2 separate regions of the Homo sapiens genome follow, and region 1 is linked to region 2. Evidence: read pairs that join two places in POLR2A ChIA-PET (ENCODE). Cell type or tissue: GM12878. All regions are shown on one strand. Each heading gives the region's core, and the rest is flanking DNA. Links, peaks and the distances in the headings are about the cores only.

Region 1 (5,387 bases), core at 220-5,219, 100 kb before region 2:
AGCAATCCTCCTGCCTCAGCCTACCAAAGTGTTGGGATTACAGGCGTGAGCCACTGCCTTTCATTCATTAAGCATATTTAAGACAGCTGATTTAAAGTTTTCATCTCATATATCCAGTGTCTCAGCCTCCTCAGGGATAGTTTCTATCAATTTTTTTCCTTTGAATGGCCCATACTTTTCCTCCCAGGTAGCTGCAGGGTGTTTTTGTTAGTTTGTTTGTTTGGCCTACCTTACAACATTTTTCAAGCAATGCTTGCTGCTTGTCCGCTATGAGTGGGCTCCAAGTTAGGCAAAATGGAGATGAGAACCTCAAGTCATTCCTTTGGGTAGTCTTCAGACAGGTTAGAACAAACACAAAAAATTGCAAACAAGCCCTGCTCTGCTCCATCTGGAACCAGGGACCAGGGGATATTGGCTGCTGTGTTCAAGACCACTGCTGAGCTGGTGAGGGGGTGGGACAAGGGCAAGCAAAATGCCACACAGCCTTCCTGCCATTTTAAAGTTGCCTTGTTCTTGAGTCATTGTTCACTTGGTTGCTGTAAACCTTTGACTCTCTTCTAGAATTCTGACAAAATTGGCTCTGACAGCTTCTGCTTGTTTTTCAATGTTTCTGTGGAGGAATGGGAGTTTGGAGCTGTCTACTCTGCTATTTTGCTACACAGCCTTCCTACCATTTTAAAGTTGTCTTGTTCTTGAGTCATTGTTCACTTGGTTGCTGTAAACCTTTGACTCTTTTCTAGAATTCTGACAAAATTGGCTCTGACAGCTTCTGGTTGTTCTTCAATGTTTCTGTGGAGGGATGGGACTTTGGAGCTGTCTACTCTGCTATTTTGCTAATGCTCTTTACCAAACACGGTATTTTTAAAAAATTAAGATTCTGTATATCTTCAGAGACACTGCAACCTTTGGGGAAGAACAGTGTTAAGCGCTATGTTTTGTTAAACTTAACATGTTACTGAGATAGTAAATGTCCCAGAGGTAGTCTTTCAAATTGTATCATAGGCTCTTATCACATATTTTCACTGAGAAGCTAGAGATCGAGAAACATCTAACTAGTGTGTAACTTCAGGTTCATAGTCAACAAATTTTCTCCTTTTACTTCTTCATATCTACCCCTAAAACTAATTTTAGGTAAAGACACATTTACTTCAAATTGTCTTGGGTTATTAAAAGGATTGATTCTCAGATTACTTTTGTTGAGTGTAGAATGAACGAGGTGTAGCAGACTCCAGTTACCTCCCAATATCCATTGTTCCTTTCATTGTTCCAGTAGAACCCTGTTCTAATTAGCTCAGCATATTGCTGTGCAATAAGAAAACTACATTTCCTGGCCTGTCTTGCAGCTGGGTGTAGTTATGTGATCAAGTTCTGGCCAAAGGTAGGAGGAGAAGTATGTGGGATTTATGCAAAGTATTCTTAAAGGAAAGGGGCGTGCCCCTCTTCTACCATGCCTTCTGTCTGCTTCCTGGAATGTGGATGTAATGGCTAGAGCTCCAGCAGCTGTATTTGGTCAAGAGGTAACCGTGGGAATGGAGAACACTTCTGGCAATACAATAAAATAGATGACGCTGTAGTCTCTGATAGCATAGAGCTGCCATGCCAGATTTGGACTGAATACTTATGTATTTCTTATAAGTAAGAGAGAAATGGGTTTTTGTTATTTGCTGCTGAACCTGAATGTAACTTTTACATCAGGCACTGAGTTGCACTTGGAACTTGGGTGTGACATACAGGGCTGTTTTGAGGACTTGGTGCAGATGTTCGTACCTATGATGAATGTGGCACTGCTTGGGATTCTAGGGGAGGCCAAAGAGTAGACAGTACAGGGCCAGAGAAAGGATTTGAGGAAAAGATTCAGATTTAAAGTGTTGCTTATATTTGGGAACTTTGGGGCATCTAACAACTACCCATGCATTTGATGATGTGCCAGAAAGACTCACAGGATCCAGAGACAGTTGTATTAAAGCCATGACTTATTACAGTGAAAACATACACAGCAAGATCAGCAGGAGAAAAAGACATAATGGGTGGAGCCTGAAAGAGTAAATGTGAGCTTCCTAAGTTCTCCCTTAGGAGGTTGGGGGTGGGGCTGCATAGAACAAACTTTTTCCACCTGCAATTAAATGTAGCGGCACATATGCAGTGTTTCTGTTTAGGGAAGCTTGCTTAAGACACAGGCTTTTCTGTATTGAGGGCTGATCAGGCGTTCTTATTGAAATTTCTGAGTTTCAGAAGGAAAGCAGGTGTTCACCATAAATCACATTTGCAAAAGCAATTTAGCCTGGCTGGTACAGCAGAATTCAGTGTTCCAGGCACACAAAACAACCTTATCAATTAGTAGCATAGGTAATATCTCACAGGCCAAGTTCCCAGGACCTATTGGAATATGAGGTCATGCAGGCATGCCCTCCTAGAGATAGCAACATCAGGCCTGTTATATTAACTTTTTCCTGCAGAGTAATATGTGGTGTCAACTGGCTGTTAGCTTTTTGTGTTCTTGAGGCTTCCTCAGTTTCATCCACACTCTTATTTTTTTCATCATTACCTTTTTAGGCTCATTAATTTTTTTTTTTTGAGATGGGGTCTCACTGTGTCACCCAGGCTGGAGTGCAGTAGCATGATCACAGCTCACTGCAGCCTCACACTCCTGGATTCAAGTGATCTCCTGCCTCAGCCTCCTGAGTAGTTGGGATTACAGGTGCATGCCACCACGCCCGGCTAATTTTTAAGAACTTTTTGTAGAGATAGGATCTCACTGTGTTGCTCAGGCTGGTCTTGAATGCCTGGGCTCAAGTGATCCTCCCACCTTGGCCTCCCAATGTGTTGGGATTATAGGCATGAGCCACAACACCTGGTCAGATTTATTAATTTAATTTTTAACATTATCACAAGTAAAATTGACTTTTTACTTTTGATATACAGTTTTATGAATTTTAACATATAGATAGATAGATATGTGTAACCACCACCACAACCAAGATGAAGACTTGTTCCAGTGTAAAAAACTCTCTTGTACTACCACATCACTTGGACAACCACTGATCTAGTCTCCATCACTGTAATTTTGTCTTTTCAAATATGTCATATAAATGGAATTGTACAGTATGTAACATTTTGGGACTAGCCTTTTCACTCTTCATAATGCCTTGGAGATTCACCCTTGTTGTTGCATGTATCTATAATTAGGTCTTTTTTTTTTTCTCTGTGGGATTCCATTTTATGAATGTATCACAGTTTATTTGCCAGTTGAAGAACACTAGGCTTGTTTCGAGTTTTTGATAATTATGAATAGGGCTGCTATAAACATTACTGTACAGGTTTTTGTATGAATGTAAGTTTTTATTTTTCTATGGTAAATACCCAGGAATGGGATTGCTGGGTCAGAGGGTAGGCATATGTTTAACTTTATAAGAAACCTGCCGAACTGTTTTCTAGGGCAACTGTACATTCCATCTAGCAACATGTAAGAGTTTAGTGCTCCACATTCTCTTTAGAACTCGGTATTGTTAGCATTTTTAATTTTAGCTATTCTAATAGATGAATAGCAGTATCTCATTGTGGTTTTAATTTATATTTCCCTAATGTTGAATATATTTTCATGTGCTTATTTGTCATTTATATATCCTTTTTGGTGAAATGACTGAGTCTTTTGCCCATTTTTAAATTGTACTGTTGTTTTTCTTTGGAGTTTCGAGTGTTCTTTATATACTTTGATGGAAGTACTTCATTAGATGTGTAATTTGCAAATATTCTCTCCTAGCTTTGGGGTTTTTTTTTTCTTTTCAGTATCTTAACCATATCTTTTGGAGAGCAAAACTTTTAAATTTCGATGCAGTCCAATTTATCAACTTTTATTTATCATGCTTTTGGTGTCATGTCCAAAACTATATAATCCCAGGTTGAGAAGATTTTCTCCTATGTTTTCTCCTAAATGTTTTATGGTTTTGCATTTTATATTTAGATCTATGATTTATTTTGAGTTAATGTTTGTAGAAGGTATGAGGTTTAGGTTGAGTTTTTTTATGTATAGATGTTCAATTGTTCCAATATTTTTGATGTTCTTTTGTTCCAAAAGATTGTTGTTGACAATCTTTTCTTCACTGAATTACTGTCACAACATTGTCAAAAATCAATTGTCCATATTTGTGTGGATCTATTTCCGGACTTTCTATTTTATTCCACTGATCTGTGTATCTAGCTCTTTGCCAATACCACACCATCTTTCTTACTGCAGTTTTATAGAAGGTCTTAAAATTGGGTAGTGTGAATCCTCCAACCTTACTCTTTCTCAAAATTGTTTTAGCTGTTCTAGTTCCTTTGCCTTTCCATATACATTTTAGAGTCAGGTTGTCTCTACCTGCGGAATGTCTTGCTGGTACTTTGATTGGAATTGTATTGAATCTGTTAGTCAATTTGAGGAGAATGGACATTATTACTGTATTGGATTTTCTGATCCATGATCATTATATTTCTCTGCTTAGGACTTCTTTATCTCAAAAATGTTTTATAGTTTCAATGTACAGGTCTTACATATATTTAATGGACTTATCCTTAAGTATTTCACATTTGTGATGGTATTACATTTGATATTATTTTCATAATTTCAATTTCCAGTTGTTCATTGCTAATATATAGAAATACAATTAATTTTTATGTATGAGTCTTGTATCCTGTAACCTCACTAAACTCACTTGTTCGTTTTAGTAGCTTTTTTTTTTTTTGCTTATTTCATACATAGACAATCATGTCATCTGTGAATAAGGACAGTTTTATTTCCTTCTTTGCAATCTGGATGACTTTGATTCCCTTTTTCTTGCCTAATTGCATTGGTTAGAACCTCTAGTACAGTGTTGAATTAGAAGTGGTAGGGCCATAGTGGACATCCCTATCCTGTTACTGATTTTTGGGGAAAGCAAAGTTTTTCACCATTAAAGCTAGCTGTAGGTTTTATTTGTTTGTGGCTATTGTAAGTGGGGTTGCCTTCTTGATTTCTTTTTCTGCTAGTTCATTATAATGTATACATATACATATACAATGTATATATTACAATATATGGTCGATATATAGAAATGCTACTGCTTTTTAATGCTGATTTTGTATCCTGCAAATAAATTGAATTTGTTTATATCTAAGAGTTTTTTGGTGGAATCTTTAGGTTTTTCTAAATATAAGATTATGTCATTTGCCAAGAGGGATAATTTGACTTTTTTTCCAATTTGGATGCCTTTTATTTATTTCTCTTTTCTGATTGCTCTGGTCAGGAATTTCAGTACAATGTTGAATAGGAATGGCGAAAGTGGGCATCCTTGTCTTGTTCCAGTTCTTAGAGGAAAGGCTTTCAGCTTTTCCCCATTCAGTATGATGTTAGTTGTGGGTTTGTCATATAT
Region 2 (5,387 bases), core at 167-5,166:
AAGGTGGGCCTGCCACATTCCTCCTCTGGTCCCTGCTGCCTAATTAGTGGCTCCAGCCACTAATTTAACCATTTACCCCTCGAAGGACATTTGGATAGTTTCAAGTTTTAGGCTATTATAAATAAAGCCACTGTGAATATTCTTGTGTAGGTTTTTGCATGGGCATAAATTTTTACCTCTGCAAGATAGATGCCCAGGAGTGTGCCTTCTGTGTTGGATAGTAAACGTGTTTAGTTTTATAAGAAACTGCCAACTGTTTTCCAGAGTGGCTGTACCATTGTACATTCCCACCAGCAGTGTATGAGGGATCCAGTTTCTCAGCATCCCCCCCAGCATTTGGTATTGTCAGGGTATTTCATTTCAGCTGTTCCAATAGGTATGTGGGAATATCTCATTGTGGTCTTAATTTGCATTTCTCTCATAGATAATGATATTAAGCATGACTTCATGTGTTTATTTACCATTTATATGTCTTCTTTGGTGAAATATCTGTTCAAGTCTTTTGTCCATTTTTAAATTGGATTGTTTGTTTCTTTGTTGAGTTTTTAGAGTTCTTTATTCTAGACTGTAGTCTTTTGTCAGATACATGGTTTGCAAATATTTTTTCCCAGTGTGTAGCTTGTCTTTTAATCCTTTTAATAGGGTCTTTCATAGAGCAGAAGTTTTAATTTATAATTTATCATTTTTTTTCTTTTATGGGTCATGCATTTGGTATCATGTCTAAGGACTCCACCAAGCCTTAGGCCTGAAGATTTCTTCTGCGTTATCTTCTAAAAGCTTTTTAGTTTTACACTGTACATTTAAGTCTGTGATCCATTTTGAGTTAATTTTTATATAAGATGTGAGGTTTAGGTTGAGGTTTTATTTGCCAATGGCTATCCAGTTGTTCTAGCATAATATGTTAAAAAGACTATCCTACTCCATTGAATTAATTTTGCTCCTTTGTCAAAAATCAGTTGTCTCTATGCATGGGGGTGTCTTTCTGCACTGCTCTATTGGTTTATGTGTCTATCCTTCCAAGACCATACTGTCTTGATGACTATACTTACGCAGCAAACCTTAGCATCAGAGTGATTCCTCCCACTTTATTGTTATGGCTATTCTAGTTCCTTTCCATATAAATTTTGGAATAAATTTGTCTACATGTAAAAAAAATCTTGCTGGGTCTTTCATAGGAATTATGTTAAACCTTTACATTAATTTTTGGGGAGATTGACATCTTTATTATGTTGAATCTTCCAATCCATGAACATGATATATTTCTCCATTTATTTAGAACTTCTTTGATTTCTTTCATTCGATTTTTGCAGTTTTCAGCAACCAAGTCCTGTACATGTTTTGTTAGTACTTGTATCCTGTCACCTTACTGCTGAACTCACTTACTAGTTCTTTAGTTCTGAAAGTGTTTTGGTCCTTTTTTTTTTTTTTGGTAGATTCTTTTGAATTTTCTACATAGACCATATAGACCATCATGGTATTTGTAAATAGCCACAGTTTTTTTTTTTTCCTTCCTTTTCAACCAGTGTACCTTTTGTGTCCTTTTCTTGCCTTATTGCTCTGGTTAGGATTTTCACTACTATGTAGAATAAGAGTGGTATAAATGGACATCCTCATCTTGTTTCTGATCTTAAGAGGAAAGCATTTTCCAGGGACGGTGGCTCACATCTGTAATCCCAGCACTTTGGGAGGCTGAGGTGGGCGGATCACAAGGTCAGGAGTTCGAGACCAGCCTGACCAACATGGTGAAACCCTGTCTCTACTAAAAATACAAAAAATTAGCTTGGAGTGGTGGCAGGTGCCTGTAGTCCCAGCTACTTGGGAGGCTGAGGCGGGAGAATGGCGTGAACCCAGGAGGCAGAACTTGCAGTGAGCTGAGATCACGCCACTGCACTCCAGCCTGGGCGACAGAGCGAGACTCCATCTCAAAAAAAAAAAAAAAAAGAGGAAAGCATTCGGTCTTGCCTTATTAACTATAATATTAGCTATAGGGTTTTTGTAGATGTTCATCTTCAAGTTGAGGAAGTTCCTACCTATTGCTAGTTTTCTGAGAGTTTTTTTCATGAACAGGTATTGAATTTTATCAAATATTTTTTCTGTATCAATTGATATGATCATATGATTTTTCTTGTTTAGCCTATTAATATAGTGAATTACATTGATTACTTTTCAAATATTGAACCAGCCTTGTTTCTCTGAAATAAACCCCACTTGATGTGGTATATTATTCTTTTACATATTGCTGAATTATATGAGCAAACATTTTGTTAAGGATTTTTATGTCTGTATTCATGAGGGATATTGGTAGTAGTTTTTTTTTGTACTGCTTTTGTCTGTTTTTGGTATCAGAGTAATCTGGCCTCACAAAATGAGTTGGACATGTTCCTGACTCTTTTTTTTTCTGGAAGAGATTGTGTAGAATTGGTGTTAATTATTTTTCTTAAACTTTTGGTAGAATTCTCCAGTGAAACCATCTGGGCCTGGAGACTTCTTTTTTGGGAGTTTTTCAATTATGAAGCCAATTTCTTTATTAGTTATAGGGCTTTTCAGATGACCTATTTCATATTGGGTAAGTTGTGGTAATTTGTGAAATTGGTCAGTTTCATTTAAGTTGTCAAGTTTATGTTGTTTGTAGCATTCCCTTGTTATCCTTTTGATGTCTGTGGGGTCTATAGTGATATTCCATTTTTGATATATCTTCTCTGTTTTTGGTCGGTCTTGCTAGACATTTGCCAATTTTATTGATCTTTTCTAAAGAACCAGCTATTTATTTCATTGATTTTCTGTATTGTTTTTCTAATTTCATTTTAATTGATTTCTATCTTTATCAATTTCCTTCCTTCTGTCTGACTCTATCCAGACAGCATAATGCCATTACTGAAAAATATATATGTGTCAGCTCGTTGCATTTTTCCAGATGTGTATAAATAATGATTACATAAGTGTAGAAACTGACATTTACAGAGATTACATCAAAAGAAATTCCCTCTGAAATAAGGTAATAAAACAGATTAATTTTTCTGGCTTGTGGCTTGTGGTGTGATGGCCATGAATCATTTCTGTAACCCAGGTTCTTATTCTAAATTGATTCAGAAACCCCCTGAAATTCAGTTTGGCATTTTGACCCCTGTGACCTCGATATGATCAGCACTGACTCATTCTTTACTTCTCCAGGCTACTGATAGAGGCCCTGATGAGCTGTTAAGTAGCTGCCCAGAAGTCAGAAGCCCAGGGTGGTTCTTGGAGTTCACCATAAATAGGAGTTAGCTGTGTTTCTTACTATGGCTAATTTCAAGTCTGTGTATAAAATAAAAATGAATATAACTATAAATCCAAAGCCAGGTCACTGCTTTCCATAAATCCAATTTATCTTTTTACATTGGTGTTTTGTGATTGATATTTTAAAACATAATGGCAAAATGTGCAAATTGCTTTCTGTTGAAACATAATATTTTTCTCAGTCTCTTGAGTAAGAGTTGTTATTGACAAAGGACATAATTTTGGCAACTTAAAAAATGATGGTGGGATTATTTTGCCTGATGAGCCTGTGTGTGTCCTGACCACATTGTGACAGCATGGTGGCCGTCTTCTAGGAGCCGTCAGCTTCAAGTAACACACACGAAATGGTGGAGATAGTGGGTTGGGGGGGCGGTGGAACGACATACACCCAGGTGGCCAAATGAACTGTAACTTTCACATTCCAGGGTGTAGTAATATAATCCTTCAAGGACAAGTAAGAATGCTCTACTTGGCATAATCCTGTTAGACTGAGAATTTATAATAAAGCTCTTTGCAAGATAACATAAGGAATAAAGGCAGGGAGAAGCCCTGAGCTCTTTATGTAATAACATTTGCAACTGGATATTTTAAAAGAACTTAAATATGCCTCCTTGGAATCAAAGGCAGTATCCTATAAGAGGAAGAGCTGAGGCTCTGGAGACGAGCAGCTTGAGTTGGAATCTTGGCTCTACCATTTCTACCTTTGTGACCTTGGGCAACTTATTTCACCTGTATCCCTCAGTTTCCTCACTGATTAAATGGGGACAGTCATAGTGTGAGGATAAAATGTGGTAATAAATAATGCAATGAAAAATTCTCTCATCAATGTATCATCTGACACATAAGCACTTAGTATATTTTAGCTGTTATATTAATAGTATTAATCATAGCATTACAGCTGCTACTATTATTAATACTATTTCTCAAGAGACAATGAATCTTACATTAAGGAATCTGGCTTGTTTTTCTGGTGTTTGCTATAATTTTTCGATGTTGTAGTAATAGAGTCTGATTTAAGTCACATTCTGAACATGTAACTAATTAAAAGTACCACCTTAAGAAGCATCGTGTCCTCACTTGCATATGTCAGGGAATATTAATAACATGAGAATTTGGGCATTGTCTAGTGAAGTAGTTCTCAATCTTTTTTTCGTTATTGCCGCTGCTGAGGAGCCTTTAAAAACTTTTTCCTCAGTTACCTCCCCCAGTGAAATTTGAATATCACAGATCTGCTATGCATCTCTGTCTGTGCTGTGGCACTTTGGAGGGTTACAAACCATCATAATATCTGAGTGGTTTTTTTTTTTTAACCTACAAGAACCAATTTTTATACCCATGAGGGTGATACTGCCTCCATTGAGAAAACGTGGTTCAGTGCAGTGATTTTTCAACTGAGGGCAATTTTGCCGCCCAGGGGACATTTATTTGGCAGTATCTGGAGATGTTTTTAGTTGGCCACAACCAGAGGAAGGGGTCAAAACCTCAGCTTCTTGGTGGGTGGGGTTGCTACTAGTATCTTGTGGGTGAAAGCCGGAGACTCTGTTAAACATCTTACAGTGAGTGCACCATGCGGGTCACCACAACAGAGAATTATCTGACCCAAAATGTCAATGCTGCCGAGTTTACGAAACCCTGCTCCAACATGATGGTAAGATTCAAATGCACTCTAAGTAACCCAGAAATTATTAAGGAAGGTGAAGGTGGACCATGTCAATTCAAAAGGCTACAAGCTAAAGAGAATAGCAGAAGTTGGGTTGCCGACTTTCAGGTTGATCCTATGTACAACATGGTGTGCTTGTCTGGAAAAAAAGGCCATCTTTGTCTTCTTAAGTATTGTTGCTGTTTTTCAATAATATCATGCTTTTTGTTCTTTCTGTCAAATATGTGTAAAAATATGTGTAAACACTTTAAATATGTGTAACATATTTAAGCAACAATTTCTTTTTTCTATTTTTGGTATCTTTATAAACAAATGAATTTCTGAAAAAATTATGTAAATTTGTTTTCTATGAGGTGTATTTCATCCTCTGATTTTATTACATTATATTTTGAGGGGCTCATCCTCATTCCTGATCAATCCTCATTTGACCTGGCTCTTGACATTGTTGCCT

Evidence for each region. ChIA-PET counts read pairs that join two places held together with the same protein. Peaks named below come from ENCODE experiments on the same cell type or tissue, not always from the same donor. Only the 100,000 strongest peaks of a DNase experiment are listed, where the experiment ranks them.
Region 1: POLR2A ChIA-PET joins it to region 2 with 7 read pairs; 2 of 35 experiments call an interaction of 5 or more read pairs at or near these places.

What each region holds. Positions count from the first base shown.
Region 1 is chrX:46,740,238-46,745,624 of GRCh38, reverse strand. All of the region lies in intron 1 of SLC9A7 (solute carrier family 9 member A7), which reads left to right. Among named protein-coding and RNA genes, the nearest start is that of SLC9A7, 16 kb to the left of the region's middle. In GM12878, for the core only: no CTCF peak of the experiment used is centred there; no DNase peak of the experiment used is centred there.
Region 2 is chrX:46,635,837-46,641,223 of GRCh38, reverse strand. All of the region lies in intron 12 of SLC9A7 (solute carrier family 9 member A7), which reads left to right. Among named protein-coding and RNA genes, the nearest start is that of CHST7, 65 kb to the right of the region's middle. In GM12878, for the core only: no CTCF peak of the experiment used is centred there; DNase peaks (open chromatin) are centred at 3,113 and 4,873; H3K27ac peaks cover 333 bases.